Linked DNA regions of Mus musculus: region 2 is linked to region 1. The links are chromatin loops, found by intact Hi-C in ENCODE. Cell type or tissue: heart. All regions are shown on one strand. Each heading gives the region's core, and the rest is flanking DNA. Links, peaks and the distances in the headings are about the cores only.

Region 1 (16,591 bases), core at 3,424-11,423:
CAGTCCCACAGGGATGTACATGTGTGTACAGATGCCCATGGAGACCAGAGGCATCAGAACCCCATGGAGCCAAAGATACAAGTGGTTGTGAGCCAGTGGACTTGTGTGTCCTGTGCAAGAGCAGTGTCAGTTTTTAAACCTCTAAGTCATCTCTCCAGCCCATATTTCTAAGATTATGTATGTGTGTAGTGATAATTAGTTAATCCTGCTCTGAGCTCTCAGCAGGTGGTGTTCGGGCTGTACCCACCCAGGAGCTCTCTGGATTCACAAATGAAACACACACACCAATTAATTTTGACATACCTTGTACCTGAACTAGCTCAATGGCTGGCCACTTCCAAACCTCCCTGTGACTAGCACACACTCCCCTCTGGTATTCCTTAATTAACACCCTCCAAATCTACATTTTATCTTTGCTGCCCTATTACATTCTTGACAGCCCGTCCCCTATTTATACTACATTTTGGCCATCTCAGATTCCTCTCCTTCAAGACATGGTCTATCTTTTTTTTTTTTTTTTTTTTTTTTTTTGGTTTTTCAAGACAGGGTTTCTCTGTATAGCCCTGGCTGTCCTGGAACTCACTTTGTAGACCAGGCTGGCCTCGAACTCAGAAATCCGCCTGCCTCTGCCTCTGCCTCCCAAGTGCTGGGATTAAAGGCGTATACCACCACGCCCGGTTTACGGCATGGTCTATCCTAAGCCCCTCTCATGGCAATTTGGCCCCCTTCTCTCCTTCCTTTCTGTTCCAAGTCTGAGAATCTGTATTAGTTAGGGTTTTACTGCTGTGAACAGACACCATGACCACAGCAAGTCTTATAAAAAAAACAACATTTAATTGGGCTGGCTTACAGGTTCAGAGGTTCAGTCCATTACCATCAAGGTGGGAACATGGCAGCATCCAGGCAGGCATGGTGCAGGAGGAGCTGAGAGTTCTATGTCTTCATCCAAAGGCTGCTAGTAGAAGACTGACTTCTAGGCAACTAGGATGAGTCTTAAGCCCACACCCACAGTGACACACCTATTCCAACCGGGCCACACCTCCAGATGGTGCCACTCCCTGGTCTGAGAATATACAAACCATCACAGAATCCTAAAGTGTCATCTCTGTCTGCCCTGTTCAGCCATTGGCTGCTGACATCTTTATTTACCAGTCAAAACCAACTGGGGACAGGGTCCTTCAGCATCTTACATACATACAGACACTTGTACAAACAGTTCTGGGGACCAAAATTAGCATTATAATACAAACGACATGAGGCCAAACTCACTTCATGCATGCATATGTGTCTGCGTGGGGTGAGCACCATGTGAGTGCACTTGTTCTTGGAGGCCAGATGAAGGCATTGGACCCCTAGGATCTGGAGTTACAGGTGGTTGTAAGTCGTCTGATGTGTGTGCTGGGAATTGAACTCAGGTCTTCTGCAAAAGCAATTTGTACTCTGGTTGGTTGGTTGGTTGGTTGGTTGGTTGGTTGGTTTGTTGGTTGGTTTGGTTTGGTTTGGGTTTTTTTCAAGACAGGGTTTCTCTGTGTAGCCCTGGCTGTCCTGGAACTCACTCTGTAGACCAGGCTGGCCTTGAATTAAGAGATCCCCCTGCCTCTGCCTCCCTAGTGCTGGGATTAATGGCCACCACTGCATGCTGCAACATGTGTTCTTAGCTACTGTGTCGTCTATTCAGTCCTCAAATAATTATAGACATATGATTAATTCACATTCAATAATAACACCATAACTATAATAAAGTGTACTAAATAATAATAATAATTAATAATAATAATAATAATAAATGTAACTACCAGTACCATGAAGGAGCAGTTCTTACAAGGCAGCTGCCAGGTTGATACAGAGACAGCTGTGCTGGCTACACTGCTGCCTGAGCTCCAGGCTCAGAAGCCACATGTGTAAGAGCCAGCCATCGGGGTACATGTTTGTTATCACAAAGCTGGGAGACAGAGGAAAGTGATCTCTCGGGCTTGCTGGCCACAGTTGGCCTATTTGTCGCGCTCCAGGGTCTTTAAGAGACCCTGTCTCAAAAGACATGTGGATACCTGCACCCTTGCACACGCAGAGATACTTAAGCGGCATCTGCTGATGACAGGATCCCAGAACTGATCCACTGTAGTGTGTTGCCTGCCTCTATAACAGAAAGAGGCAATCAGGTTTGGTTAAAGGTTAGTAAATTCCCTATCAGAACCCAAGAACACCCTGCCCTTCCTTAGTGCCCACTTTAGAATCCCATCCCTGGTTGCCTTCATTCACTTGGTGCTGAGGTTAAGCTGGGTGAGGTCAAGGCCAGCCAGGACAGAGCAAGGCCATGTTCCCAGCTCCCAGAAGTCTAAACTGAAGAAGAGCATTGTGTAACTTATCGCCTTCACCTTATCCCCTGTTAAAAGAATTACTACTAGTGAGGCACCACTAAGGGCTGTAACATGTGTGTCACAGCTCATGAATCACACACACATCAAAAGGCTTAGATGGGGGGAGCTGAGTTATAGTCTTTTTCTTGCCTGTGTGAGCTCATTCGAACCCACCCCCTTGAGGGCTATATAAAATACATGGTTTTCCAACAGTGAACTTTAACTTTGTTTCTGTATCTCTTTCTTCTCAGCTTGGTGTTTATGGGAGTCTGGTCTAGGAAGGCTGCCTCTGTTAATGATGGTATTATATAGAGTCTTCCACTTAGGACACAATTCATTCGTTGCGTTATCTCTGCAAGGTTAAAGCAATACCATTCCTTAGAACTTTACAGTTTACAAAACACCTTCATACATATCTGAACACTGTTTCGGGAAATATCTTTAAAAATGCAATTCATGCTATGCTGGCAAGCCCTGGCGAGTGAGCTGGCCGGCCAGTTCTCATCTTGTGGAGACTGACTCAGCACTCTAAAATCTCTCCACCCAGCTCGCTACGTTCCCACTGGTGGGTCACTCCACACCAGCCCCATGCTTCAAAATCCCCACAGCCTTTTGGGGTGCATTTCTGGCAAACCCACACTTTGCCGTCATACCTTTCTCTCTGGAACCTAGTCAAGCTGCCATGTGAAGGAAAACACCACACAAACTTAGTTCAGAATCAAGGGTAACTCAGTCACTGGGCGCATCATCTAGAATCCTAATCTTGCAAGCCCTAATAAATCTAAATCCTCCAGTGGTGAATCCAGGAAATTTGAAATACAAACAGCACCAGGGTTATCCACAACAGAACACTTTAGTAATTTGATAGAAAATAATTCCTTTTTTTGTTGTTTTGGTTTGGTTTTGTTTTGTTTGTTTGTTTTTCGAGACAGGGTTTCTCTGTATAGCCCTGGCTGTCCTGGAACTCACTCTGTAGACCAGGCTGGCCTCGAACTCAGAAATCCGCCTGCCTCTGCCTCCCAAATGCTGGGATTAAAGGCATATGCCACCACACCCGGCAGAAAATAATTCCTATTTCTACAGATCAGTGAACTGAACCTAAACCCAAGAGAGGTTAGGGAACCTCCCATGATCCAGTATTGGTTATACCAAGTGTTGGTGACTTTCTTCATCACTGACTAAATGGCTAAAGAAAGCTGATTGCGGCTATTGTTCGAGCGCTTCCAGCATCGCCTCGGTCTCAGCAAGGGCCCCAGACTCGGCTTTGGGTGAAAAAAAAATGGCCCGAACCAAGCAGACCGCTAGGAAGTCCACCGGTGGGAAAGCCCCCCCCCCCCCAAACAGCTGGCCACTAAGGCGGCTCGGAAAAGCGCGCCCTCTACCGGCAGGGTGAAGAAGCCTCACCGCTACAGGCCAGGGACCGTGGCTCTGAGAGAGATCCTTCGTTACCAGAAATCGACTGAGCTGCTCATCCGGAAGCTGCCATTCCAGAGATTGGTGAGGGAGATCGCCCAGGATTTCAAAACTGACTTGAGGTTTCAAAGTGCAGCCATCGGTGCCCTTCAGGAGGCTAGCGAAGCATACCTGGTGGGGTTGTTTGAAGATACCAATCTGTGTGCCATCCACGCCAAGTGAGTCACCATCATGCCCAAAGACAATCCAGTTGGCTCGCCGGATCCGGGGGGGGGGGGGGCAGCTTAAGTTGAGGCGGTTTTTATGGCATTTTGTAGTAAATTCTGTAAAATACTTTGGTTTAATTTGTGACTTTTTTTGTAAGAAATTGTTTATAATATGTTGCATTTGTACGTAAGTCATTCCATCTTTCACTCAGGATGAATGGAAAGAGTGACTGACTGTTCACAGACCTCAGTGATGTGAGCACTGTGGCTCAGGAGTGACAAGTTGCTAATACGCAGAAGGGATGGGTGATACTTCTTGCTTTTCATGGTGCATGTTTCTGTATGTTAATGACTTGTTGGGTAGCTATTAAGGTACTAGAATTGATAAATGTGTACAGGGTCCTTTTGCAATAAAACTGGTTATGACTTGATCCAAGTGTTTAACCATACATCACTGTGATAGAATGTGGGCTTTTTCAAAGGTTGAAGATACAAGTTTTAGCCACAGTGTAACAGTTTCCTTTAAAAATAAAAAGTAAACCTGGCAGCTATAGAATACACTATGTGCATTTATAATAGCTATTTTATATATTGTAGTGTTCAACATTTTTAAATTAAATGTTTTACATTCACAAAAAAAAGAAAAAAGAAAGAAAGAAAGAAAGAAAGAAAGAAAGAAAGAAAGAAAGAAAGAAGGAGGAAGGTGGAAGGAAGGAAGGAAGGAAGGAAGGAAGGAAGGGAGGGAGGGAGGGAGGGAGGGAAGGGAGGGAGGGAGGGAGGGAGGGAGAAAGGCTGGTTGGTTTTACTTTGGCTGGCATTTTAAGGGCCCAGTCTATAATGGCAGGAGGGGGTGTAGGTGGGCATCTCCATCTACAGTCAGGAAACAGAGATGAACATTGGTGCTCAGTTCAGCGCCTCCTTTTTATTTTGTCTGGGACCCCAGGTGGTGGGATGGTGCTGCCTACTCTTTAGAGTGGGTCTTCCTTCCTCAGTTAAACCCTTCTGGAATGCCTTCAGGTGCTGCAGACGGACCTCAGTCTGGTCCTCGATCTGCAGGAAAACTCGGAATTCTGGTTACAGGCGAGCAAGGAGTTGGCATGGATGACAAACAGACACCAACACAGAGAGAGTGTGTTTCTGAATGTTTTGGGTTTTTTCCAATCAAGAACCAGACTTTTTTGTTTGTTTGTTTGTTTGTTTGTTTGTTTTTGGTTTTTGGAGGCAGGGTTTCTCTGTATAGCCCTGACTGTCCTGGAACTCACTTTATAGACCAGGCTGGCCTTGAACTCAGAAATTCGCCTGTCTCTGCCTCCTGAGTACTGGGATTAAAGGTGTGCGCCACCAAGCCCGGCTATGCACTAGACTTTTAATACAGAAGAAAAACACGAAAGCTAGGTGAACACATTCACCAAGGTACATCGACACAAAACAAAGAAAATGCATACATAAAAAGCTAGTGGCAGCCAGGCCATGTTTACAACTGAGAATAGGAACGACCCTTAATTAAGATCAGCTAAACACAGGAGCCAGGTGAGTGGTCTGATTCAATGATAATCTATTGTTAAACCCACCACCAGGGGTCCCTTAGTAAATAAATACCTGATTATGCTATTCCTCAGGGCCTAGTGAAAAAAAACCTGCACCAGGGGAATTCCCTTCTACTAACCCTTTCATGAGTAATACTACAGTTCCTCCTAAAACCACAACCCACCTTCTTCCTAGGCCATTGTGCATTCCTGTGTATGGGTGTGACACGGCTGTTGTTCTAAGTAATTATGATGTAGACTAGCTCTAGGCTTTCTAGCTCTATTCAAGTAAATTGTAATGCCTGATTACTTTCACTGTCTCTACTAGAGGTAAATTTGAATGTTTCTGAATAGGTAACATTCTTACTGAATTCCAAGCTCAGGGTCGGCTCAAGGACTTCCTAGGACATTGGAACACTGGTGGAGGCTTAGCTATATGTCAAAATCAATCCTTAAAGGCACTTATAATAAAACAGTACTGAAAGAGAGCACACAGATCCATACACCAGACTAACACAGGGACAGGTTTGGAGCATACATGCTATGGGAATGCCAAGGTTCCAGGAGGCTAAGTTTCTGTGAACTTTTCACCTTGGGACTGCATCCAGGTTTCTAGGCCTGTCACTCGAGTCACTACTGGAGTGGATGTAGCATTCACAGGGCTGCTAAATGGTATCTAAATCCTGTCAGGTTGATTACCAAGTTTAGCCACCACACAGTCAACAACAGCCAATCCCACACTAGCTTGTTGGGCACCAGCTTGAAGGGGTGTCACACTGAGACAGTACAGTACAGAGGGCGTCTTTTGTGATCAGAGATACATCATAGGAGGGGTGTGTGTGTGTGGCGGGGGGGAGTTCAGTCAACACCCAAGCAGGTGAGAGCTACCTGGTGTGAGGTCAGCCAATCTCCATGAAAGGACAGCCTTGGAGGGCAAATTCAAATTGTTCCAATGGACATTGAACCCATTCTTAGATGATGAGGTGGGGTTATAGCTACATCCCTGTTCCCTCATAATACACACACACACACACACACACACACACACACACACACACGCACGCGCATGCTCTCACTTCCCCTGCCTACCCTGACACAAATTACCTGTCTCTCTTCTCCCATGTTGTAGTACTAACAAATTCCCTTGAAACCAAATGAGCAGGTTTGCTCACCAGGCCAAGAGTCCTTTTGCAATCCCACAGCCAGCACAGCTGTGGACACAAGGTTGCACATGTGCATCAAGTGTGCAGTGTTCCCCGCAGTAGACCCATCCCAGAGTGGATCGTCTGTCCTCTCAGTCATTCACCTTTGCTGATGCTTACTCACACCGTGGGAAGCTCAGACAAGCCTCTAAATGACACGTCAAGTGTTCAAGGTGAAAACTGGTCTCTTTTCCCCACTCTCTCTGGTCTTTTTGGTATGTTCTCCACGATCCCAGTGACCATTCCACAGCAAAACTGCTGTCATATGCCTACTGGAGGCTCCATGAGAATGAAAGGCCCAAATTAGCCTCCAGGGGCTCTGCCAGGGCTGTCACTGGCCTGAACCACAGCTTGGCTTCTGTGGCTGAGGATCACAGGAGGCTTCTTAAGCCTCTGTCCATCTCAGAGCCTGGAGCACAGCACTCACAGCCTGAAAACTCATTTGACCCTTGACCCTAAATTGCCCTGTACATCTCTGTTCATGAAAGGATTTTTTTTTAATCTCCACAGAAGACTAGCAGAACTTGTCTGTACCCTCTATCTCAGGACTCTCTTCTGAGTTAAACCCCCACACTTTAGTGATCCAAAAAAACATTGTCCAAGAGATTTTATTGTTTGTTTGTTTGTTTGTTTGTTTGTTTGTTTTAGGGATAGCATCTCACCATGTAGTCCTGGCTGGCTTGGAACTCTATATGTAGACTGAGCTGACCTTGAACTCATACTGATCTGCCTGCCTTTTCATTGTTAGCGTTGGGATTAAAGGCTTGTGATACCACACAGTGCCTTAAAATTTTCAATCAATAACATTTGAAAACCATGATGGAGTCTCTGGGAAAGGATCATTGCAAAGAAAACTACACATCTTCCTGGTGTAAGTGAACTTCATAAAGCAACAGTGAGATGACCCCCCCCCCTTCCATTTCTCCAGTTTTCCAATGTTTCCCCCTACACCAGACCAATATGTTTATTTATTTTTAGTCTTCATTACATTCTCTAGGATGTTTAGGGTTTCATGATGCAACTAAATACAAGTTCTTTGTTTTTAAGTAACTGAACTTGCCCCATTTAGTAAATTAGGAGGAAGTCCATCTAAGCAGCAACGGGTAAGTGTGCTGTGGCGCCACCTGGTGGTGAAATAGGCAAAACAAGACTCCTATAACAGAAGTGACTTCCATATGCATTTTTTTTCTTGGAATAAAATTAACTACTATAAAGAGTAGAGGAGGGGCTAGGAGAGTGGACAAGAGCTCAGGCTGTAGAAAAGCCCTGTATACACCTGCGATACAGAGGCAGGCAGGCTTCTGTGAGTTCAAAGTCAGCCAGGGCCACACAGCCAAGACTCTGTCTCAAAACAAAAATAAAACAAGACACCAACAAACTCCAAACTCTATGGAATCCCACTACTATTTTGTAAGATAATTTAAATATATAACTTTAAAATAGGAAGAGTTTTCGGGGGGGGGGGCAGTGCACATCTTTAATCCTGGCCCTCAGGAGGCAAAGGCGAGCACATCTCTAGTTTAAGGCCAAGAAGGCTACAGAGAGAATCCCTATTGAAAAACGAAGGAGGAGGAGGAGAAGGAGGAGGAGGAGGAGGGGGGGGAGGAGGAGGAGGAGGAGGAGGAGGAGGAGGAGGAGGAGGAGGAGGAGGAGGAGGAGGAAGGGGAAGAAAAGGAGAAGGAAGAAGAAAAGATTCCAGCATTGCAGAGGCAGAGGCAGAGAGAGGCAGAGAGGCAGAGGCAGAGAGGCAGAGGCAGAAGCAGAGAGGTAGAGAGAGGCAGAGAGGCAGAGAGAGGCAGAGAGGCAGAGAGGCAGAAGCAGAGAGGCAGAGTGGCAGAAAGGACTATTCCACAGGAAGGAATTCAGGCCCAGAGTTGTAAAGCTGGTCCAAAACCCATGGCTTGGGGCTGGAGAAATGGCTCAACAGTAATGTGATACACTTGTGGAGACCTCATTTCAGTTTGCAGCAGCACATCAGGTGTCTTGCCTACCCATAACTCTAGCTCCAGGGCATCTTCTCCCATCTTCTGGTCTCTTTGGACCTTGTACACATATATACAGAATCAGTCCAACACACGTGTATTCACATAATTAAGATACATCCTTTTTTTAAGTCCATGGCTAGAAAGAAACTACGACTACTGTTTTACTACATGACATGATGTCAAATGCTTCTGAAATATTTATACTTATACCAATAGACTGGCGCTATCCTTGGCTTTGGCCAGTGAAATTCTCTCTGCAGTGGTCAGTAGTTAATGCAAGACTCATAACTGACCGAAAGGCTAAGAAAAAAAGTCTTTTGAGTGTTTATCCCTAAATGGGACTTCTATATCAAGATGCACCCACCCCCACTCCACCCCTGGGATTAGAAACATCGCAGAAGAGGAGGAAGGAAGAAGGTAAGAGTTGGGGAGTAGACAGCACTGCTGTGAACAGACCTACTGCACTTATGAGCTTATTGTAACCAAGACCAAGGTGACAAGATCAGCCAATATTCCAACAGGCAGCATGATTGGACCTAGTGGATTATTATTATTATTTTGTTGTTGTTGTTGTTTGAGACAGAGTTTTTCTGTATAGCTCTGGCTGTCCTGGAACTCACTCTGTAGACCAGGCTGGCCTCAAACTCAGAAATTTGCCTGCCTCTGCCTCCCAAGTGCTGGGATTAAAGGCGTGTGCCACCACGACCAGCTGGACTATTATTTTTAAAAAAGTAAAAATAAGGCCGGGCAGCGGTGTCGCAAGCCTTTAATCTCAGCAAGAGGCAGAGGCAGGTAGGTTTCTTGAGTTCAAGGCTAGTCTGGTGTACAGACTGAGTTCTAGGACAGCCAGGGCTACACAGAGAAGAAGCCTTTTCTCAGAAAACCAAAAATCATGTAATTAATTAAAATTAAGGAGAGGATAGGAAGTGGGAGTGAAAGACTCCAAGAGGAGCCCCTTGCTCAGACCTCAGGACAATAGCGGACACCCAAGCCTCACAAGAGACCAAGCTTGATGCAAACCACATGAGGCTTTATTGGGGAAAGCCAGAGCTCTGGGGACGACTCATATCCCACACAGGGGTAGAGGAGTCGACCTCAAGGGGAAAGGGGTCTCAGTTTTTATAGGCCCTCAGGGGGGAAAGGAGAAGGGGGGGGAGTAGGGGATTTCCAGATCTAAACAATGTCTATTCTCAAGAAATGGGTATGGGAGGGGTACAAGGAAAGAGTCTGGTGCAGGTGTAGCAACTCCGGATTGGCCCGGCTGTGGTTGCTGGGGAGATTTTCCGACTCTATCCCAGCAACCAATATCACAAACACCTGGCAATGGGCTTCATCAGTGGGCACATGCATGGGTTCAAGGAAGGATCAAAACATTGGCAGACACACGGGCTCAAGGAGCGGGCCAGAGCATTGTGCACCTCTATTTTTCTAAATCAGTGAAGCTAGTTCTGCTAGCAATGAAATCTATTTTGCCAATTTCAGGGCTTCTGTGACCTTTTACATTCTGTCAGGATCTTTCAGGAGGCCCCTACTGGGGGGACTGGGGAGAAACAGAAGAGTTGAGGTTCCCAAGTAGGGGTGGGAGGAGGACGTTGAAGGTGCACATCATCGGAATGTATTGCTTGCATGTGTGAGTCCATCAAAGAGCAAACAGACACTGTACATTAGTACAGATACTAGTACATTACACAGGGCAGGGGTGGTGCACACCTTTGATCCAGGTACTTGGGAGGCAGAGGCAGGCGGATTTCTGAGTTTGAGGCCAGCCTGGTCTACAGAGTGAGTTCCAGGACATACCTTGAAGTCCAAGCCAATACAGGCACTTCATATCACTGTGTCACACATCACGTTTTTAGTTATGTTTTCTTTTGTGTGTTGGATGCACACGTGACATATTGTGTGCAGGGAGAGGGTGCTGTGTTCTCTTTCTCCACCATGTGGGTGGGTCCTGCGTATTGAATTCAAGTCATTGGGTTTGGCAATGAAGACCTTTACCTGCTGAGGCATCTCACCAGCTGGCCCTGACTTTTTACTTACTTTTTCGTTACTTTTCTATGGCTGAAATAAGAAGACATGACCAGGACACCTTATAGGAGGAAGGGTTTATTTAGCCTTAAGGTCCCAGATGGGCAAGAGCACTTCACCATTCTGGTGGGAGGAAGCAGGAAGCAGTCATGGCTGGCGCATATTGAACCTCAAGTGGCAGGGGGAGTGTGGAGAGCTTTTGGGGCTGCTTGGCAGGAATCTGAAATTGGGCCAGGAGAAGGAAATAGGCTTCGGGCATGAATTTGACATTGGTCCATGACAAGGAAATAAGCTCAGGCAAGAATCTGATTTTAGGCTAGAACAAAGAAGTGGGCTTCAGGCATGAATGTGACAGGGAAGCAGGCTCAGATATCTTGGCCATCCTGAAAAGCCCTGAGAAACAGGAATCTCAGGAGTGATCGCGGGACTTTGTTTATTGCTGTGCTTGCTGCTTGACTATTTGTGTTTATTGTATTGCTTGTTCCTCAACTGCTAGCCAACCTTAAAACTTGCATGTAACTAAAATGGTATAAAAGGAGATGGGGGGAAAAAATAAACATGCCTTAGCCTCAGAAAAGGCTGGGGCCCTGCTACAATGTGGTCTAATTGTCTTTTTTCTTTTTAATCCTCTCTCCTGCCCTTGAGAACCTGTTGACTGGCTGAGCTGGCTTGGTCAAGGGAACAAATGAAGAGTAGGCCCTAAGCAATCAAAGGCCACCTCAAGTGACACACTTCTTCTGTCACACAAGCCCAAGCATCCCCAATCTGCCCCTCTAGCTGGGAACTATGCATTCAAGTTACACTGAGCTTGTGGGGGACATTCTCATTCAGACCACAGTAGGAACCACAGGCTTGGGCTTTTTAAAAGGGACTTTTAGGCAGGCAGTGGTGGCGTGCACCTTTAATCCTAGCACTTGGGAGGTAGAGTGGATTTCTGAGTTCGAGGCCAGCCTGGTCTAAAGAGTGAGTTCCAGGGCTACACAGAGAAACCCTGTCTCGAAAAGCCAAAAACAGAAAGACATCCAGTGTCAAACTCTGGTGCACTCACACAAACACACACACACACACACACACACACAGAGAGAGAGAGAGAGAGAGAGAGAGAGAGATCTCCCTTGGGTGGTTCTCTAAAAACTTGTATAACTAAGGGTAAGGGAAAGCCAGTAATGAAATGTTTTATCACTTTTATTGATACAATAAAGCCAAGTGCTTTATCAATTGTAATTATTCCTACATTTGCATGAAAAGAGGCCACACCCTGTGCTTATACTTCCTAAACAATGGGCTTTTGCAATTCTGCATTCTTTACCTTAAAAGCTCTTGGCTCATCTTGAGGCCAAAGCCTTCCTGCATGCTGGATTAACAGGAGCAGTTGGTGCCTGATAAGCATTGCAGGTAGCTCTGTTTGGGGAACTCTAGAAAGCAGTCTGTCATTAGTTAGCATTCTGCTGTTTGGATAACACCATGGCCAAGGCAGTTTATAGGAAAGTTTATTTTGCCTTACACTCCCAGGGGTTTAGAGTCCTTAATAGTGGGGACAGCAAAACTCTGGAACAAGCTGAGCGATCACATCTTCAGAAGTAGGAAGCAAAGAGAGTGAGCTGCAAGTGGGACAAGGCTAGGAACTCTCAAAACCTGCTCCAATTGATGAACTTCCTCCAGCAAGACTGGACCATTTCCCCAAACATCGACTGGGAACCTATAGGGGTCTTGGACAAACCATCGCACAGTCAGAATCGTTAGCATGACATCACTTAGTTTGAGTTGGGCAATGCTGGGGTATCTTCTAACTAAGGCAGAGACATCAGAATTCTGGAGATGTTTTTGGTGGCCACTGAGTTCCAGCTGGGTGATGTTCTCTGACACATGTGAATAGCCACTTGCGGGTGATCTGCAATAGAGTTGTAGCTCCAGGTGAAGGAGGTTCAACTCACCCAGTCTGAAGCAACTGCTTGGTGAGGTCTTCAAGGAGAATCCAGAAAGCACAGAATGACTAAGCCTGCTCAGTAAGTCAACAGGTTCTCCAGCGTGGGAGTGAGGAGTAAAAAGAAAAAAGACAACATTGTAGCATGACCCCAGTCAATTCTGAGACTGAAGGCAAATTTAATTTTCCCAATCCACTCTTTATACCATTTTAATTACATGCAAGTATTTTGGGCAAGCAGTACAATAAGGAACTAACAAGGCAGAAAGTAAAGTCCCATACTCCCATGACAGTTGTTTAAAAGGACTTGTCATAATGACCAAAATTGGGCTGGTGAGATGGCTCAGTGGGTAAGAGCACCTGACTGCTCTTCCAAAGGTCAGGAGTTCAAATCCCAGCAACCACATGGTGGCTCACAACCATCCATAACGAGATCTGACTCCCTCTTCTGGAGTGTCTGAGGACAGCTACAGTGTACTTACATATAATAAATAAATAAATCTTTAAAAAGAAAAAAAAAAAAAACATAATGACCAAAATACTTGAGCCCACTTCCTCGTCCAAGCCCAAGATCTTGCCTGAAGCCTACTTCTTTTGTTGCATCCTAGGATTAAAATTCCTGCCTTACCCCACTTCCCTATTATAGCCTAAAGTTAGATTCTTGCAGAAACTTACTTCCTTATCATGCCCTAACGTCAGATTCCGGCCTTAGCTTACATCCCTGTCATGGCCAATGTCAGATTCCTGCCTGAAGCCCATTTCCTTGTCCTTGGCCAATGTCAGACTCCTGCCAAGCAGCACCCCAAAAGGCCCTCCACATCAGAACACTTAGGGTCAGAGTCAGAACATTTTCATTCCACACTGGATTATCAACCATGGTATCTGAAAGCTGTGGGTCTCCTGGGGGCTTAGCAGGTTCTGCTACTTGGAAAACTAAGTGCTGTAAAGGGTTGGCACGTTTATAAGTCAGTTCAACAGATGTGCATGAAAAGGGCTGAAATGCTTAACCAATGCAAGCAGTCTTATCTGGATGAAGTCTAAGGTCGGCCAGAGAAACCCACCAGTCCCTGCAAACCTCCCAGACTCTTGGGGAGGCACAGGCAGGAAAAATATCCCCAAGGAGCAGGTCATCCCAGAGTCCCAAGCAAGAGTAATCACCAAGTCTGCCATCCCCTTGCTCCTTAGCCTTTTCCTTGGGTGTTTCTGGAGCTGACCGAAGTTTGGCAGCAGTTCATAGGAGTTCTCTTCCTCCTCTTCATTTCCCTCCTCCCCGTGCCTGACAGTTCAGAAGTCTTGCTGGAATCCCACTGTCACAGCTGTTGGTGACATCCAGTCCTGAGCCTCCCTCTGGAAGGGGCTCCCTCTCCTGGTTCAGGAGTTATAAATACATTTGTTAATTGCATGGCTGCCTACCTGTGCTTGGTAGAGCACAGGTCCTCTTCAAAGCTGTCAAATTGTATTTCTTGACCCAGGTGGTAATTACAGGGGTATTTTCTGTAAGAGGGCCTAACAGCTATATAGTTGGTTGTGTGCAATTAGCCACACCTGTGTTTTATTTTAAAACAAACAAAAAAATTCTTGACAAAAATTTGCAGAATCTGGAGCCAGTGGGATGTGTGAGTGGGAAAACAAACTCCCTGCCAAGCCTGCCAGTTCTATCCTTGGGACCCACAAGGAGGAAGAAGAGAACCGTCTCAAATTGTTCTCTGACCTCCACCTTTCCATCTTGGCTCCTTGGCACTCAAATGAACACCACATTCCACTAGCACACACACACGTGCATAAAAACAAAAACATTTAATTGTAGAATCTTTTAGAAACACAAATACTCAGTGGAGTTTTGTTAGTTGCTTTTGCACACCCAATAAACAGTATAATAAACAGATTGCCCACTAGGGAGCACAATTTGTTGCCCAATTGCATCTGTGCTCAAAGTGGTAAGGGAGATTGTCAAACTCACTACATAGCCAAAGATGACCTTGAAGTTCTGAAATCTTTTGCCTCCATCTCTCAACTGCTGGGCTCTTGGGCAGGCACTATTATGCCCTGCCTGTCAGTGCTGGAGATGGAACCCAAGGGCTTTGCAACTAGGCAAGCACTCTACCACCTGAGTTATGTCTCCAGCCTGGAACAAAACGTCATAAACCTTTATAACCTCAGAATTTAATAAATGGAGACCAAAAGGAAAAAGGCTTGGGAACGAATGAATGAATGGTTTGGGGTTTTGTTTGTTTGTGTTTTGTTTTTTGTCTTCATTTGGTTGGTTTTGGTTTTTTCAAGACAGGGTTTCTCTGTGTAGCCCTGGCTGTCCTGGAACTCACTCTATAGACCAGGCTGGCCTCAAAGTCAGAGATCCATCTACTTCTACCTTCTGAGTGCTGGGATTAAAGTCCTGTGCCGGCTATAAATTTTTAAAAGAACAGCTAAGGAGAGACACCAGTGCTTGTCTGGCATGCTCACACATTCAGGTGGCTCTAACACTGCTCCTCTCACCCCAAAGACTCACCGTTTGTGTTTGGAAAGAGCTTTACAGTAACCCCAATTCTCCACTACAGATTCCAGTTAATCAATGTAGGAGGAATGGAAGTAATCACACAAGAAATGGCTTAATCTGACATTATCAACAGTTGCTAAGAACACAGGTACTGAGGGAGGTCAGTGCGTTCTAGCATGCAACCCAGATCTCATTATAGACGGGCATGAGCCACCACGTGGAAGCTGGGAATTGAACTCAGGATGAGCAGGCAGTTCTCTTAACTGCTGAGCCATCTCTCCAGCCCAGCAACATCTAATCGTTACCTAGCTTATTGTACGCTTTATTGTACACATGAGACTGTGTTAATTATCAGGAGGAAACTTTTCACCTAATTGTGCTGTAAATATACCTAGCATAAACCACTCAGGGTCCCAAAGTCTGAGCCAGCACAGGCTACTTAGTGTTGTTGAATCAAACCACCTTCTTGCCTCCCTTGGATCAACTTTGCTGGCCACAGTGTTCACAGATACTCACTCCCCTTGCCCCAAAACACATACCTCTTTTTCACACATACGTGATGGAGACAGATGAAATAAAATAGGCCCAATGGTCATTGCTGAAGCTAAAGGGAGGACAGCTTTAGGTTATCCTGTCAACTTGACAGCTTATGTGAATTTTCTGAAATAAAACTATCCAGACTTAATCTACATTATAATACCATTCACCCGAGCTAGGGAAAATGGAGGCTTATCTAACTCCTAAGATTACATTTTTTTAAATTTTTTAAAAAGATTTATTTCATTTATATGAGTACACTGTAGCTGTCTTCAGACACACCAGAAGAGGGCATTAGACCCCATTACAGATGGTCGTGAGCCACCATGTGGTTGCTGGGAATTGAGCTCAGGACCTCTGGAAGAGCAGTCAGTGCTCTTAACTGCTGAGCCATCTCTCCAGTCCTTAAAATTACATTTCTAACTTTACCTTGTTGATCTGCTTATCGATTTTTTGGTTCTGGAACCTAATCCAGGACATCACATGTCACACCCTGCTCTCCACCCCCAATGTCCCTGTTTCTACTTTGAAAATAATCTTGTTTTATTTTAACTATATTAAGACTATATTTTTATAATTTTGCACAGGTCTTAGGCTAGGAATTTTTTTTAATTTGCAAGTAAAATACCTATTATTATATCCAGATATTTGTTTATTTGTAACAGGATCTTGCTCTGTAGCCCAGGCTGGTTTCAAACGTATGATGATCTTCCTGCAGGCCCCTAAGTGCTGGGGTGGCAGGAACAAGCCACCATGCCTGTCACTGTCACAGCTAATGCTCCTCACAGCTAGTCAAGAAGAGGTACCAAGGTACTCCACATTGTCCATGGAGACACTAGCTCTCCTCAGGGACCCACGTGTGGGCGCCATCATAGCATTAAGGGGTACAGGAAGGAGAAAACAGGCCCAGGATCTAGTTTAA
Region 2 (16,591 bases), core at 4,347-12,346, 98 kb before region 1:
TGGGGGGGGGGGGGAGATGTAGCTGCTTTCTGCCCATGGTTTAAGAACTTACCTGAGGCTAAATTTAAAAGTAATGGACTAATTTCTTTGGCAGAGGAGAATTCAAGATAGCCTAATAATTACTTGTCATGCAGTTGTTAGTAATTACTCTTAAGTTAATCTACAGGGAAAGGAGCAACTGGGCAAAAAGAAAACATACTTTTAAAAAAAAATTATTATTATATTTAAGTACACCATAGCTGTCTTCAGATGTACCAGAAGAGGGCATCAGATCTCATTATGGATCATTGTGAGCCACCATGTGGTTGCTGGGATTTGAACTCAGGACCTTCAGAAGAGCAGTCAGTGCTCTTAACTGCTGAGCCATCTCTCCAGCTTGAAAACATACTTTTTGAAGAGGAAAAAAAAAGGCACCAGGAGACTTACTGTTTCAGCTAATGCTGTAAGAGATAATGAGATGAATAACCGATCTATATTGAAATACAGGGAAGGGTACCAACTTGTAAATGGAAACGGCCTAAGCAATTTTCTGCTCCTAGAAAGGATAAACAGAAGCTTCTGCATTTAAAGTGACCAAGTATTGGATGAGCACAGGTCTCCAATGGAAGAGCTTGAGAAAAGACAGAAGGAGCTGAACAAGCTTGCAGTCCTATAAGAGGAAGAACAATATGAACTAACCAGTACCCCCAGAGCTCTCAGGAACTAAACCACCAACAAAAGAGTACACATGGTGGGACTCATGGCACCAGCTACATATGCAGCAGAGGATGGCCTTGTTAGACATCAGTGGGAGGAGAGGCCCTTGGACCTGGGCAGGCTGGATGCCCCAGTGTAGGGGAATGCCAGGACAGGGAAGCGAGAGTGGGTGGGTGGGTGGGTGAGCAGGGGAAGGGGGGATGCGATAGGATGTTTTTGGAAAGGAAAGGGGATAACATTTGAAATGTAAATATAGAGACTATGTAATTTTAAAAAAGTATAAAGACAGAGACTGAATGAATGAATCAATGAATCAATGAATGGAACGACTAAGTATCTGTCTCAAACTGACAGCCAAACTTGGCTGTCCATGTGGACACTGCTTTTCGAGTCACGAAGGATAATAGAATTTCCCAGTTTCAGAGAGTCAGCTAATATATGAGGCCAACTAGTATATGGCAAGGCTGTCCTTCCATAAAGACCATTGTCGGAAGCCGTGGAAGGGAATCTCTGTTATGTTAGAGAACCCAAGGTTTTGGAGCTGTGAGCCATGGGACATCTCTCCCTAGAGTTGTGCACAGGGAAGGAAACCAGCCCAAGGGACAAAAGTATGCTACCAGCAGCAGAACTGGAAGGGCAGAGTGATCTAAGCCCTTTGACATCAGGCATGGAACTATGGGGTTTGGAGTTTGTCCTGCTGAATTTCTGTTTGTCTTCCTTGAGTCCAGTATTCTCATTATATCCTGATCCTTCCTTTTGGTATAGTAGTGTATATTTTGTGTCTGTATTTTGGAAGTAAATTGTTTTTCTATTTTACAGGGGAGTTACAATTAAGAGATTGTGGAGTCTGAGAAGAGACTCTGGACTTTTAAGCAGCATTGCAACTAAAAGAGTAAGGGGACTTTTGAATCTTGGGATCCCCTAAATACCTTTTGTGTTATTGACATAGCCACAAGTCTATAGGGGTCAGAGAGTGGAATGTGGTGGTTTGAATGATACATGCCCCTCCATACTCCTAGGCATTTGAATACTTGGTCCCCAGTTTCTGGCACTGTTTAGGTAGGATTATGAGGTGGTCTTGCTGGAGGAAATATGTCACTGGAAGCTGGTTTTGAAGTTACAGAAGCCATGTGTCATTTTCAGTTTGCTTTCTCTGTTTCCAGCTTAAGGTTCAAAATGTGAGTTCTCATCAGCTCTCTAGATGCTCTTGCCTTGCTTCCCTACTGTGACAGAGATAGAGTCTTATCCCCCTGGAACCAAAAGCCCCAAATAAACACTTTCTTCTCTAAGTTGTGTTGATCATGGTGTTTTAGCACAGCAATAGAAGTTAACTAAGATAGTTTAGATTGTAGTAGCCTTGAGTAGTCCCTTCCCTCCAGGTTTGCCTACAGCAAATGGGACCTTGTTCTTGGGCCAGCTGTACTCAGTGCCTGTAGCTTTCTTAGGTATACTCAGACCCTATAGTCCTGGGGATCTCTGTTGTAGCTGGCTCCACCTTCTCGGCTTTTATACTGTGACTTCTTAGGGCCACCATGTAGAGACTCTAACCCTGACACACAATTGCCTGGCCTCAGCGTCCTTCTGGAACCATGGTGCGGGACACACAATGCTTTCTTCTTTTGCATGCCTGCAAAACTAGTACTGTTTAAATAATGATGCCAAGTTCTGCTGCTAGCTTCAGATGTAGCTGGTTCCCTTATATACCACAGATATGACTTCCTACTGTAGTGAGGCGATTCAGGCTGAGAACACACTTTCATAGGCATGTGGGGTTTTGTTGTTGTTTGTTTTGTGTTTGTTTGTTTGTTTGTTTGATCAGGGAACCTCCTCTTTCATTCCAGTTCAGGCTCTCTCCTTTTAAAGTTGCCTTTTTCACAATAGCCTTCAATGGGCAGAGATGGTGATGATAATGATCTTCTTAGTCAAGGACACCTTTCCTGGTTATGTCATTACAGAATGCAAGGTTTCTCTTAAAGGCACTAGTCTCTAACAATTGCAGCTGCTGTCTTCACTTGTGCCTTTTCTGCATCTTTATTATGTGTGTTGCATGATGGGTTACCATGAGGTCATGCTATAGCATACATTTGGAGGTAGGAGGAGCTTTGTGCACTCAGATCTCTCCTTTTTTCTTTCTTTACATGAGTTATGGAACCAAACTAGATTTCCAGGCTTTTGTGGCAAGCATGTTTACCACATAGGCTTCTCCCTGGCCCCTTTCTGAATTCTTAAACTCACAATCCTTTCCTTGCCAAACATGGACTTTTTCCATGTTTCCCTGCTCTCTTCTGTAACTGTGCATCATTCTAAGAGCAATAAACAGTAGTAACTAGGCCACCGCCTTGAATGTTATGCTGTCTAGAAATTTACCTGCCAAACAACTTAGTAGTCCACTACTTTTAAGCCATTCTCACTTATATTTTCAGGACAGAGGCAGAGTGGAGCTAGGTTCTTTACCAGGCTGTGATAGAAATGACTTCTAGCCCAGATCTCAGTAGGGCTCCTATTTCCCTCTGAAACAAGGGCTTGGGCTTCCAAAATGACTACATTTCTCTTGGCATTTGTATTAGCTACTTTTCTGTTGCTGTAATAAAACACTCTGACCGAAACAAAAGCAGGGGTGTAGTGTGTTATTTGGCTTATACTTACAGGTCACAATTCATCATTGAAGGGAGTCAGGCAGAAATTGTAGAGGAACACTACTTACTGGCTCACTGTGTGGCTCATGGGCAGCTAGCTACCTTTCTTATACAGCCCTGCCTCTGGTAGCACCACCCACGTTGGGCTGGGCTCTTAACATCAGTTAGCAATTGAGATAATGGTCTAGACATATCCACAGGCCAATCTGATCAATGCAGGTTTTCAATTGAGGTACCCTTTTCCTAGTTAACTCCAGGTTATATATTAAATTAATAATAAAAACAATGCAACACAGTGTCCTGTTCTTCTAAATTCCCACCAGAATTGTCTTTCCTCACTAAATTATGGTGTTACCATTTCAATACTGAGTTTTTGCTAATACACAATTAATTTTAATTTCACTACCACACTATTCTAATTATTGCAATTTCATACTATATTTACTATCTAACTACACTAGTTTCTCTTTACTATCATTTCAAAGTTTTCTTGGCTTTATTTTCTTTTCTAGAAGTGGTTGGTGTTTTTGGTTTTTTTTTTTTAAGTCTTAGAAAAGCAATTCTACAGATTTTTGAGTTTTTAAAAATATAATGTAAAATTTACCATCTTGGACATTTTTAACTATGTAGTTAGTAATATTAAGTATGCACACATCATTTTTGCAACATCCTCCAGAACATTTTTCATCTTACAAAAGAGAAAGTATCTGTTCTGCTTCCTGCCCTGTAAATTTGACTAAACACTTCATATATGTTTCTGTCCTTTTTTTGATTCCTTGGTGTCTGTTAATATTATGTTTGAGAATTTCTCCTTTTAAGGCTGAATAATATTCATTGTAGTTATGTACCACAGTTTGTTTCTCTATTCATCTCTTGGTGGTTAATTCTACTTTTTGGCTATGATTAGTAGTGCTACAAAAACATGTGGAGATCCCTGATCCCTAGCTTTTAAATATTTTGATTATATGTTGCTTCTTTTTTAATTGGGTGCTCACTAAACCCATAAGCTTGATAAGAATAAACTTTTTAAGAATAAATGTGACTGCCCGCAGCCACAGGAACCGGGTCCTCCTGAAAAGCAGGCTGGGGCTAAAAGAGAATAAATGGTGAGAAAAGGACGAGGTCAAGACAAATGCTGATCAAAACCCAAAGTTTACTGAAATGCTCTGCTTATAAAGGGGGAAAGCCCATCTCCCACAGATCCATTCTTGATGCCTGTTGCCAGCCTGTAAACAATTTGTCTGACAGCACTAGTTTGGCAAGAAGGTGTCAATCACTGGGTTGCCTGCTGTCTCAGGAATCTCTCAGCCTCTCAGCAGGTAGCAGTGTCTTGGAGAAGAACAGTACAATAGAACCATCTAGGTAGATGGGAAGGCTCCACCCCAGGTGGTCTCATTTTTGTGGCAGCAAGGTCTGAGCCAGCCTGCTCAAGACTGGGGGAGGCTCCAATTCCTCCCTAAATATATAATAAAAATTAGCTGGACTGGGGCATAAAATTTATTTATGCTCCATAGTCCTGCCTGGGAATTATGGTGGCTGGCGTCCATGCCTGGCTTGGAACTTAGATTTTCTATGAACTATTCCTATTTGTCAAGGAGAGTATGTGCAGCTTGCTTGTGTTTATTTTGCACAAACATGACTCTGTGGTTTATTATTAATAAACCACGGCCTCTTAGCACATATGTCTGTCTTAGATTTTGAAATAGTCCAGAAATCTCAGTGACCCATCATTGACTAACCGGCCTTCATAGCACACCTTATTCCCAATCAGACCAAAGCCACAATATATACTCAATATGTTTCTTCATATCGATGAATTTCTGCCACCTGTGCTTGGTGGAGGCGAGGTTTCAAGCTTGGTGGAGACAGGCTGTAGGGCGGTGACTGACCTACTTGAAATACAAAGCAGAGAATTGAAAAGCAACAGGATAAAGGCTTCTTTGGGGGAAGTCCAGGTACTATATTCAGTTGCAAATTAGCAATGATCAAGCTCAAACTCTGGCCTCATCAACAGAAAGGCTGTAAATTCTCTGGAAGTGGAGGCTTTGCTCCAAATTAACTCTTCTGGCTAAAAAAGATTTTTAGCCATCATCAAGGTTGGAATCATACTTACTAGAAGATTCAGGGTCTGTGTCCACTTGACGAACCAATCTTTCAGGCAGCCATTGCGCTCTGTCTTCTTTTTGTTAAAAACAAACAAACAAAAAAAAAAAACAGAACCTCTTCCCCAAATTAAAACAGGGTCTGGACCATTCCCCATATTAGTTAATGGGCCCCGCCATTTAACCATGGCATAAGAACTGGAAGTAAGGATGCTACTGCAGACTGACCTTTAACATCAGTTTGCAAAAAATTTAAAACAAGACAAAAGCGAGATGTGCTTTTGGTGACCTTGGGGGATATAATTGCCTCTGTTTTGTTTTTAAAAGCCAATTTTTCAGAATGTGATGAGCACGTTCAACAATTCCTTGTCCCATTGGGTTGTAAGGAATTCCAGTTTTATGTTTGATATCAAATTCCTTACAAAATGAAATAAAATTGTCGCCAGTATAGGATAGCCCATTATCTGTCTTAATGACTTTAGGCAATCCCATAGCATTAAAGGCTTGTAAACAATGATCAATTACATTTCTAGAGGCCTCTCCCGTATGTAGAGAAGCAAAAAGAGAGCCTGAACAAGTGTCAATACAAACGTGTATATATTTTAATTTTCCAAATTCTGCATAATGGGTTACATCCATTTGCCAAATATGATTGGGCATAAGGCCTCGTGGACTACTCCTAAATGCGGAACTGGAGATAATGTAATACATTTAGGGCATTGTTTTACAATCATTCTTGCCTGCTCCTTAGTGATCTTATGTCGGAGTCTTAAGGTATGTCTAGAGAGATGAAATTTATCATGATCACATCTAGCCAATGCAACAGGGTCTGAAACTAAGGCCTCTCCTATTAGAGCTCTATCAATGCAATCATTGCCTGCAGCTAAAGGTCCAGGAAGACCAGAATGAGCTCGTATATGACCAATATAAAACGGATTTTTTCCCGAGCAAGAGTGATGTTTTGCAATTGTGAAAACAGAGATCCTGCTGGCATATTAAAGTTAAATGTACCACAAGTCTCCAATGAGGGAATTGATTGTGCAACATATAAGCTATCAGTAAAAATATTAAAAGCATCATTCACAGACTGAAAAACATTCAGTACCGCTGTCAGCTATTCTAACTGAGCTGAGAGCCCAGGAGTTTCTATGACTACCTGTTGGTTATTCATAAGATATCCGGCTCGCCCTTTAGAGGAACCGTCAGTAAAAATCAAAAGAGCATTATACAAAGGCTGAGGTCATATTAGGAAATATCACCTCATGTACATTTAAAAAAATGTATCAGCCTATCTTGAGGATAATTATTATCTATAGTTCCTATAAATCCTATTTGAGCAAGCAACCAATCCATACTGTGCTGCTTCAGCCAAGTATCTTGATCTACACTATAAGGCTGAACAATGATATCTGGCTCTTCGCCAAAATAAGTTAGTGCCTGCTTCCCTCCAAGTATAACCATCTGGGCTACTGCTTCATAATATGGCAGGATATTACGTTTAGGAGATATCCTCAAATGTATCCACATTAGAGGAGCCCTTTGCCACAACAATCCTGTAGGCATATGAATCGTATTAAAATTAACAGATGTAAAGGTAAAGAGTAATCTATATAAGTAACAAATTGTTCTTCAGTAGCTCTTTCTACTTGTTGTAAGGCCAGCAATCCTTCTGAAGTTAAAGATCTAGGGGAGGTAGGATCAGAACTCCCTTTAAGAATATCAAATAAAGGTTTCAATTCCCCTGTAGTAAGCTTTAAATAGGGGCAAAACCAATAAATATCACCTAACAATTTTTGAAAATCATTTAAAGTTTTTAAGCTGTCCCTGCAAATAACTATATCCTGGGGAAAAACAGCTTGATCTGTAAGTCTAAAACCCAAATAATTATAAGGATCTTGAGTCTGTACCTTTTATGGAGCTATTTGCAGTCCTTTATCCTCTAAGGCCTGTTGTAAATCTCTATAACATAAAAGCAAGTTCTGAGGATCTTTTCCCTTTAATAATACATTATCTGTGTAATGAACAATGATATCATAGGCCATTGTTGTCTTACAGGCTGAATGGCTTGTGCCACAAACTTTTGACATAAGGTAGGACTATTAGCCATGCCCTGTGGAAGAACTGTCCATTGATATCTTTTCATAGGTTCCTTGAAATTAATAGAAGGAACACTGAAAGCAAATCTTTCACAATCCTCAGGGTGCAAAGGAATAGTAAAGAAACAATCCTTCAGATCTACCACAATTTTATAATATTCTTTAGGAATGGTTACCGGAGATGGAAGCCCAGGTTGTAAAGCTCCCACAGGTACCATGGTTTCATTAATCTTTCTTAGATCTTGTAACAATCTCCATTTACCAGATTTTTTCTTTGGTAACAAATATTGGAGTATTCCAAGGAGACTGAGATTCTACTAAATGCCCTGCCTCTAATTGCTCCTGCACTAGCGAAGAGGCGGCTTCTATTTTCTCTTTAGGTAAAGACCACTGATCAACCCACACCAGAATATTATTAAGCCATTGAATTTTATCAGCATAGGATGCAGTCAAGATAGTGGCCATTACTGAAAATACCCCAAGCCTCTTGTGTTAGAGTGAGGTTTAGGACCTTCAAAAGCGTTAATACTCGGGGCTGGCGAGATGGCTCAGTGGGTAAGAGCACTGACTGCTCTTCCAGAGGTCCTGAGTTCAAATCCAGAAACCACATGGTGGCTTACAACCATCTGTAATGAGATCTGATGCTTTCTTCTGGTGCATCTGAAGACAACTACAGTGTACTTATTCATAACAATAAATAAATCTTAAAAAAAAAAAGTCTTAATACCTTGTCCTTCCTTTCCTAGCCCCTGACCAGGCAAAAATCCTTGTCTTAGCATCTGCTTAGTAACTGCCTCATTAGGACTGCATGTTATAATGCCCATCTGTGACAAGAGATCTCTTCCCCAGAGAGTAACAGGCAAATTTGTCATAACATAATGCCGAATCTGTCCTGAATTGCCCTCCTCATCTCTCCAGGTTAGCAATTTAGAGCTTTGTTTTGGGTTATTGGCATAACCAATTCCTTGGAGGTGAGTAAGCATATCAGACAAAGGCCAAGGTGAAGGCCAATCTTGTCCTCTAATAATTGTTACTTTAGATCCTTCAAAGCTTTTTTCCTTCAATTATCAATTTAAGGTTAGGCCTGATTAGTAATAGATTGAACCCAGTACACATCAGAGGAACCAAAGCCACTTTGTCCTCTCTCATTCTTAACAAATCTGGACGGTAGCAGATGTAAGGGAACTAAGATAAGTTGAGCAATTCTTTGATTAGCAGGTACAGTTATAATACCATGAGGGGAAGCAGCCATGATTTTAGTTTCTCCCTCATAATCATTATCTATAACACCTCGATAAACCTGCAGATCTTTTACAATAGAACTGCTTTGGCCTAAAAGAAATCCCCAAGTTTCTGCAGGTAGAGGTCCAAAAACTCCTGTAGGCAGAGTTTGAACTCCCATTTCTGGGGTTAATACTGTGTGGGTGGTAGAACAGAGGTCCAATCCTGCACTTCCTGGTGTTGCCCTGATAAGTTCAAAAATGGACTTACTTGGCTGGGCAGCAGCTTCATGGCCCCATAAGCTGCCTGCTGTGGGTATCTTGGGGCCTGAGGCTGGCCCCTCTTCTCATTTCCTGGCACCGACAGCCCTGAATATCTGTCTTGGATTTACATTCCCTAGCCCAGTGGTTGCCCTTCCTGCATTGAGGACAAACTCCTGGAGCACGGCCTGATTGCCTGCTCTTGGCACCTCTACTCCTAGGACAATCATTTTTAAAATGACCCAAACTTCCACACTTAAAACATGCATTATTCCCTCGTTTCTGTGCAAGCAATGGTTCCTTGCAAAGCAGCAGCCAAGGCCAAGCCCTGATTATATGAAGGCCCAATCTCTGCACAAAGACGGATATACCCGGCTAAGTCTTTCCTTTTTGTGGCCGAATAGCGGCGCAGACATGCTGTGTTAGCATTCTCATAAGCCAATTGCGTAATGAAAGGAATTCCCATTTGAGAATCTCCAAGAATTCTACTAGCTGTTTTTAATAGCCTATCCACAAAGTCCTGGAAAAGCTCATCAGGACACTGTCGAATACTGGCTACACTTCCACTGAGATCCCCTTTAGTAGGTAAGCACAGCTGACAGCCATAGCAACCTGCGAGTACACTCCCAACAGGAAACCCAATCTGATTAGCATTGCTTTCATATTGACCTTCTCCTAAAAGCATGTTAATATCCCAGTCTGGGTTTCCTGTCTGAGCATTCAAAGCAGCAGTTTTCTTACTGGCTTCTTGCCATTCAGAACTCCAAAGTAAGAAATCTCCTCCTGACAAAGTAGCCTTACATAGAGTCTTCCAATCTTGGGGGGTTAAATTTGACTCCATGACAGTATCCAATAATGCTTGTGTAAAAGGAGCTATAGGGCCATATTGTGCAACAGCTGTTTTTAACTCCTTTATCACCTTGAACTACAAAGTCTGGTATTGTCTGACTATTGTTTTGCTGGTCAATTATCTCAACTACAGGAAAGGTTAGCATCAGATGTGTCCTGCCCTTTCCCCGAGAGCCTGACTCACAGCTCTTTCTAGCGGGGATTGGTACATTTCAGAATAGCTGTTCTTCCCTGTATTTGATATCTTTTTTAGCTCCCGAAGCTCATTAGTCAATTTCTGTAACTTAATTTCAAACTCTAATTTACTTAGTGCATGTCCATTTATGTAGCAACTCCTATAGTGGAGGCCATAGGTGGAGCAGAAGGTTCACAAGGAGGCAATCCTCATCAAAATATTTGGCAGCTCCTTTTTCTGAATGATCTTCTTTGTCTAACATGCTCATCATTAGAGTCTCTATATCTTTCTAATTTAGGGTTGAGAGGGCCCTTTTCTGAGAAAGTCCTCTCTGGCAGGCATTCTTCCTGAGATTCTTCAAGCTCTGCCTGGGTACTATCTGACGCCTGCAAGGTCTCTTCATCAATATCATCTTTTACAAGTGCCCAGAGGCAGAGGGTGAAATTATCTGCCTGGGTGTTTCTCAGAGCTTCTCTAATTCTCTCCCAAATTTTCTTATCTAAAGTTTCTTCTTCTCTGAACCATGGGCAGCAAAAATCTATCTGATCTGAAAATTCTAACAATTATTCTTCAAACCCTACTCCTCGCCTGAAGCAGCTCTTGAAGACTGTGGACAAATACCTCTTTAGAATTTTCTATTCCCATTTTCCGCTGTCAGCCCCTAAGTGGAATCAGCGCCTGGTCAACACTGTCCAAACTTAGCCCGTATTCTATCGCACCTACAGCAACAATTTAAAAAACGAAATTTAAAGCCAATGCTAGCATGAATACCTGTTGCTTACTGTGCCAGATACGATCTTCTTGTTTTTCCCTTCTCATGGAACTCTACCTAAGACAGTGTTCCCTCATTTGATTCTGCTACACGTTGGGGCACCAAACTGTGACCACCCAGGGCCACACGAACCAGGTCCTCCTAAAAAGCAGACTGGGGCTAAAAGAGAATAAAGGGCTAGAAAAGGAAGAGGACAAGACAAATGCTGATCAAAACCCAAAGTTGCCGGGCGTGGTGGCGCACGCCTTTAATCCCAGCACTTGGGAAGCAGAGACAGGCAGATTTCTGAATTCGAGGCCAGCCTGGTCTACAAAGTGAGCTCCAGGACAGCCAGGGCTACACAGAGAAACCCTGTCTCGAAAAACGAAAAACAAAAAAAAACAAAGAAAAACCCCAACGTTTACTGAAATGCTGTGCTTATAAAGGGAGAAAGCCCATCTCTCACAGGTCCACTCTTGATGCCTGTCGCCAGCCTGTAAGCAATTTGTCTGACAGCACTAGTTTGGCAAGAAGGTGTCAATCACTGGGTTGCCTGGTGTCTCCCAGGAGTCTCTCAGCCTCTCAGCAGGTAGTAGTGTCTTGGAGAAGAACAGCACAATAGAACCATCTAGGTGGGAAGGCTCCACCCCAGGTGGTCTCATTCTCAGTGGCAGCAAGGTCTGAGCCAGCCTGCTCAAGACTGGGGGAGGCTACAAATAAACATTTTAAATCATTGTTTTTCCTCTTTATTGATAAAAATAGAGGGGTTTTTTGCTTTAACATTTTTATTCAGGAAATTCATACAAAAAACTTTTATAAGTATAATATATAATCAATATATAATATAATATAGATCAAACTCTCATAGATCTGCCTCCTGAGTGGTAGAATTAAAGGCATGTGCCACTACACTCAGCCTTAATTCTTGATGTTAGTTTAAGTTTTTAATAATTTTTTTTAATTACTTGTAAGGTGTTTTTTTTGTTTTGTTTTGTTGAGTTTTTTTTTTTTAAGATTTATTTATTTACAATTATATCTAAGTACACTGTAGCTGTCTTCAGATGCACCAGGAGAGGGTGTCAGATCTCATTACAGATGGTTGTGAGCCACCATGTGGTTGCTGGGATTTGAACTCAGGACCTTCGGAAGAGCAGCCGGTGCTCTTAACCACTGAGCCATCTCTCCAGCCCAGTTTTTAATAATTTTTAACTTGCCATAATCTGGAGTCACTTCAGAGCCTCAACTAGAAATTAATTTTCTAGATGAAGTTGTCTTACGGTCATGTCTGTGGGGGATCATCTTGTTTGTTACTTGATTTTGGAAGACATCAATTGTAAGTGGCATCATTCCCTGTTCAGATGGTCCTTAACTATGTAAGAGAAAGCTAGGGGAGAGCAAGCAAATATCCGTTTGTTTCTCTTTCTGCTTTGACGGTACATGTGCTTGAATATGTGCCTTGAATTCCTTCCAATGATAAACAGTAACCTGGGAGTGTAAGCTAAATAAACCCTTCCGTTTTCTAAGTTGCTTCATGTCAGGATATTTGTCACAACAACAGAAATCAAAGTAGAATATACTTACATAAAATTTTAGAAATAGTCTGTATGTTTGTTCCCAAGTAGAGAACTACTTGTTTCAAGCAGCTCATGAAATAACCCACACTTCCATATTGACTTGGCAATAAGCTAACTGAAGAAGTCTGTAAAAAATAAATAGATAAATAAAATGAAAAATTTAAGTGTAATAATACTTAATAATTAGAGGAGGGCGATAATTCATAGATACAGGAGTCTTCATAACAAGAGCTAATATTTTTAAGAGCCAACATTTTTAAGAGTTTTTTGTTTACCAGCCATTGTAAGGAGAAAGGAAGCCACATGATACATCTTATGTTAAATTAAAACAAGTAGTCACAAAGAAACTCAAAGGATGGGGACCTAGAAAGAAGAAAAACCTGCCCAGAATGAAGTGGTAGGGCACAGATGTACTCAAACAGTACTCTCATCCAGCACATTTTCTCCCTATAAGGCTGGGGAGTGGATTACAGTGGTTCTCAACCTTCCTAGTGCTGCAACCCTTTAATACAGTTCCTCATGATGTGGTGACACCAACCAAAAAATTATTTCATTGCTACTTCATAGCTGTAATTCTGCTACTATTATAGATATTGATGTAAATGTCTGATATACAGGATATCTAAGATGTGACTGGTGAGGGTCGCCATCCACAGGTTGAGAACCACCGACTTAACATCTTTACCCAGCATGTACAAGGCCCTGGATTCCATCTGTTGCACTGAACAAAGGAAAGGACCATGTTTCTCAGTCTGTCCAGCTCTCACACTTCTCTGAACTTCAATTTCCTCGGTGCGCTCTGTAACTCAGATGAATAGGAACTAAAACATAAAACAAAATCATATATCCTAAACTGGTTTTCTGTGGTGGTTAATTTTAATTGTCAATTTATCTGGGCCATGGTAGCAGTCCATGTTGCTGCCCTAGGTCCCAGATTTGCTGGTCCCCACAGTCTTAGGAGTTCCTTGAAATACTCTTTCACACTTGCCCATGGAGTGGGGTTAGATTCCACAGCCTTGCATCAGTCACTCTCTGCTACACTTGTAGCTGCTCTAATTCAAACACCTCTATCTACTCCATGCTTCAGCAGCTGAACATGGCTAGAGAAAAACACATAGCACTCTGACTGATGTAACTTAGAAGTTGTGACCACACATCTCAAGAGGGCCCTTGAATGCTCTCTGGCAGTGCTGCTTTATTTTTCTGGTCAGTCAACTTCCCCAGTCTCCAAGACAGCTATAGAATTTCATACCCTCTTTTAGGAGCTCCTTATTCTCAGCTTGCTTTCCAAGATGACTTCACAGCTTATTTCACTGAAAGGTGGATTTTAAAAAATGAAGTGTTCTCTTTGTACCACCACTGGCCTATAACTACTCCTTTCCACCTGTTGCATGGAGTAAACGGACTGCCTGTGTCTCTGCTGTGGTCAAGCAAACTTCCTACCTTGTTGTTTTAGAGCCCCTTTCTCCTTTAGTCTCCCAGTGTAAACACAACTCTTTCAGAATAGTTATCACTGTCCAGTGTCATTTTTTCCCCCTCAACTGCATCATTCCAATTAACAAGTATATGTGCTGAAATGTTTTCAGTGCAGAGCCATTTAAACTGAGAGAAATTCAAGATCATATAGGAAAAACTGGGGCCACATGAGGATAGTTATTAGGAAGTAGAGTTGTTATGACATAAGGCTAGCCACTATGATCAATACTGACAGCCACTCATTGGACAAGTTATTTCCCTGACAAAATGTACCTATATACCTTTTTTTTTTTTTTTTTTTTTTTTTGGTGATTGTTCTTCTAGGTGGGGGTTTCTGCATAATGAGCTCCAGCCCAGCCAGGGTGACACAGGATTTCCTATAACTCTGTAGAATAGGCTGGGAGGCTGGCAGCAAACTACTCTGATTCCCAAGTGCTAGGATCAAAAGCATGCACCACAACATCTGGCTTACACTTTATTTATTTCACAAAGACTATTAGTATGAAAGACAAAATAAGTGAAAGCACATTTCAGAAAAACCTCCAAAATTTGCTTCTTTATGTTTCACTTTTAACATTTACCAAATTGGAATTGACTTACATTCTTAATGGGCTTTTATACACAGAAATCAAATTCATCATCTTCCTGTCTCACTATCTCACACAGTTCTTTTTTTTTTTTAATTTTTTATTAGGTATTTAGCTCATTTACATTTCCAATGCTATACCAAAAGTCCCCCATACCCACCCACCCCCACTCCCCTACCCACCCACTCCCCCTTTTTGGCCCTGGCGTTCCCCTGTACTGGGGCATATAAAGTTTGCGTGTCCAATGGGCCTCTCTTTCCAGTGATGGCCGACTAGGCCATCTTTTGATACATAATGCAGTTAGAGTCAAGAGCTCCGGAGTACTGGTTAGTTCATAATGTTGTTCCACCTATAGGGTTGCAGATCACTTTAGCTCCTTGGGTACTTTCTCTAGCTCCTCCATTGGGAGCCCTGTGATCCATCCATTAGCTGACTGTGAGCATCCACTTCTGTGTTTGCTAGGCCCCGGCATAGTCTCACAAGAGACAGCTACATCTGGGTCCTTTCGATAAAATCTTGCTAGTGTATGCAATGGTGTCAGCGTTTGGATGCTGATTATGGGGTGGATCCCTGGATATGGCAGTCTCTACATGGTCCATCCTTTCATCTCAGCTCCAAACTTTGTCTCTGTAACTCCTTCCAAGGGTGTTTTGTTCCCACTTCTAAGGAGGAGCATAGTGTCCACACTTCAGTCTTCATTTTTCTTGAGTTTCATGTGTTTAGGAAATTGTATCTTATATCTTGGGTATCCTAGGTTTTGGGCTAATATCCACTTATCAGTGAGTACATATTGTGTGAGTTCCTTTGTGAATGTGTTACCTCACTCAGGATGATGCCCTCCAGGTCCATCCATTTGGCTAGGAATTTCATAAATTCATTCTTTTTAATACCTGAGTAGTACTCCATTGTGTAGATGTACCACATTTTCTGTATCCATTCCTCTGTTGAGGGGCATCTGGGTTCTTTCCAGCTTCTGGCTATTATAAATAAGGCTGCTATGAACATAGTGGAGCATGTGTCCTTCTTACTAGTTGGGGCATCTTCTGGATGTATGCCCAGGAGAGGTATTGCTGGATCCTCCGGTAGTACTATGTCCAATTTTCTGAGGAACCGCCAGACTGATTTCCAGAGTGGTTGTACAAGCCTGCAATCCCACCAACAATGGAGGAGTGTTCCTCTTTCTCCACATCCATGCCAGCATCTGCTGTCACCTGAATTTTTGATCTTAGCCATTCTGACTGGTGTGAAGTGGAATCTCAGGGTTGTTTTGATTTGCATTTCCCTGATGATTAAGGATGTTGAACATTTTTTCAGGTGCTTCTCTGCCATTTGGTATTCCTCAGGTGAGAATTCTTTGTTCAGTTCTGAGCCCCATTTTTTAATGGGGTTATTTGATTTTCTGAAGTCCACCTTCTTGAGTTCTTTATATATGTTGGATATTAGTCCCCTATCTGATTTAGGATAGGTAAAGATCCTTTCCCAATCTGTTGGTGGTCTTTTTGTCTTATTGACGGTGTCTTTTGCCTTGCAGAAACTTTGGAGTTTCATTAGGTCCCATTTGTCAATTCTCGATCTTACAGCACAAGCCATTGCTGTTCTGTTCAGGAATTTGTCCCCTGTGCCCATATCTTCGAGGCTTTTCCCCACTTTCTCCTCTATAAGTTTCAGTGTCTCTGGTTTTAAGTGAAGTTCCTTGATCCACTTAGATTTGACCTTAGTACAAGGAGATAAGTATGGATCGATTCGCATTCTTCTACATGATAACAACCAGTTGTGCCAGCACCAATTGTTGAAAATGCTGTCTTTCTTCCACTGGATGATTTTAGCTCCCTTGTCGAAGATCAAGTGACCATAGGTGTGTGGGTTCATTTCTGGGTCTTCAATTCTATTCCATTGGTCTACTTGTCTGTCTCTATACCAGTACCATGTAGTTTTTATCACAATTGCTCTGTAGTAAAGCTTTAGGTCAGGCATGGTGATTCCACCAGAGGTTCTTTTATCCTTGAGAAGAGTTTTTGCTATCCTAGGATTTTTGTTATTCCAGATGAATTTGCAAATTGCTCCTTCTAATTCGTTGAAGAATTGAGTTAGAATTTTGATGGGGATTGCATTGAATCTGTAGATTGCTTTTGGCAAGAGAGCCATTTTTACAATGTTGATCCTGCCAA

What was found. Peaks named below come from ENCODE experiments on the same cell type or tissue, not always from the same donor. Only the 100,000 strongest peaks of a DNase experiment are listed, where the experiment ranks them.
Region 2: a loop joins it to region 1, with 2.6 times the contacts of the local background. A loop is called at or near these places in 3 of 42 quality-filtered maps.

Annotation. Positions count from the first base shown.
Region 1 is chr1:178,295,760-178,312,350 of GRCm38, forward strand. Gm46174 (a long non-coding RNA gene) reads right to left here and starts at 4,619. Exons shown (of 3, transcript XR_001779565.2): 1 at 2,049-4,619. It overlaps LOC115487370 (a long non-coding RNA gene), which reads right to left. Exons shown (of 2, transcript XR_003948789.1): 2 at 10,777-14,004. In heart, for the core only: a CTCF peak has its summit at 7,837 (motif pointing left); a DNase peak (open chromatin) is centred at 7,842.
Region 2 is chr1:178,196,703-178,213,293 of GRCm38, forward strand. All of the region lies in intron 1 of Desi2 (desumoylating isopeptidase 2), which reads left to right. Among named protein-coding and RNA genes, the nearest start is that of Desi2, 18 kb to the left of the region's middle. In heart, for the core only: no CTCF peak of the experiment used is centred there; DNase peaks (open chromatin) are centred at 9,179 and 9,369.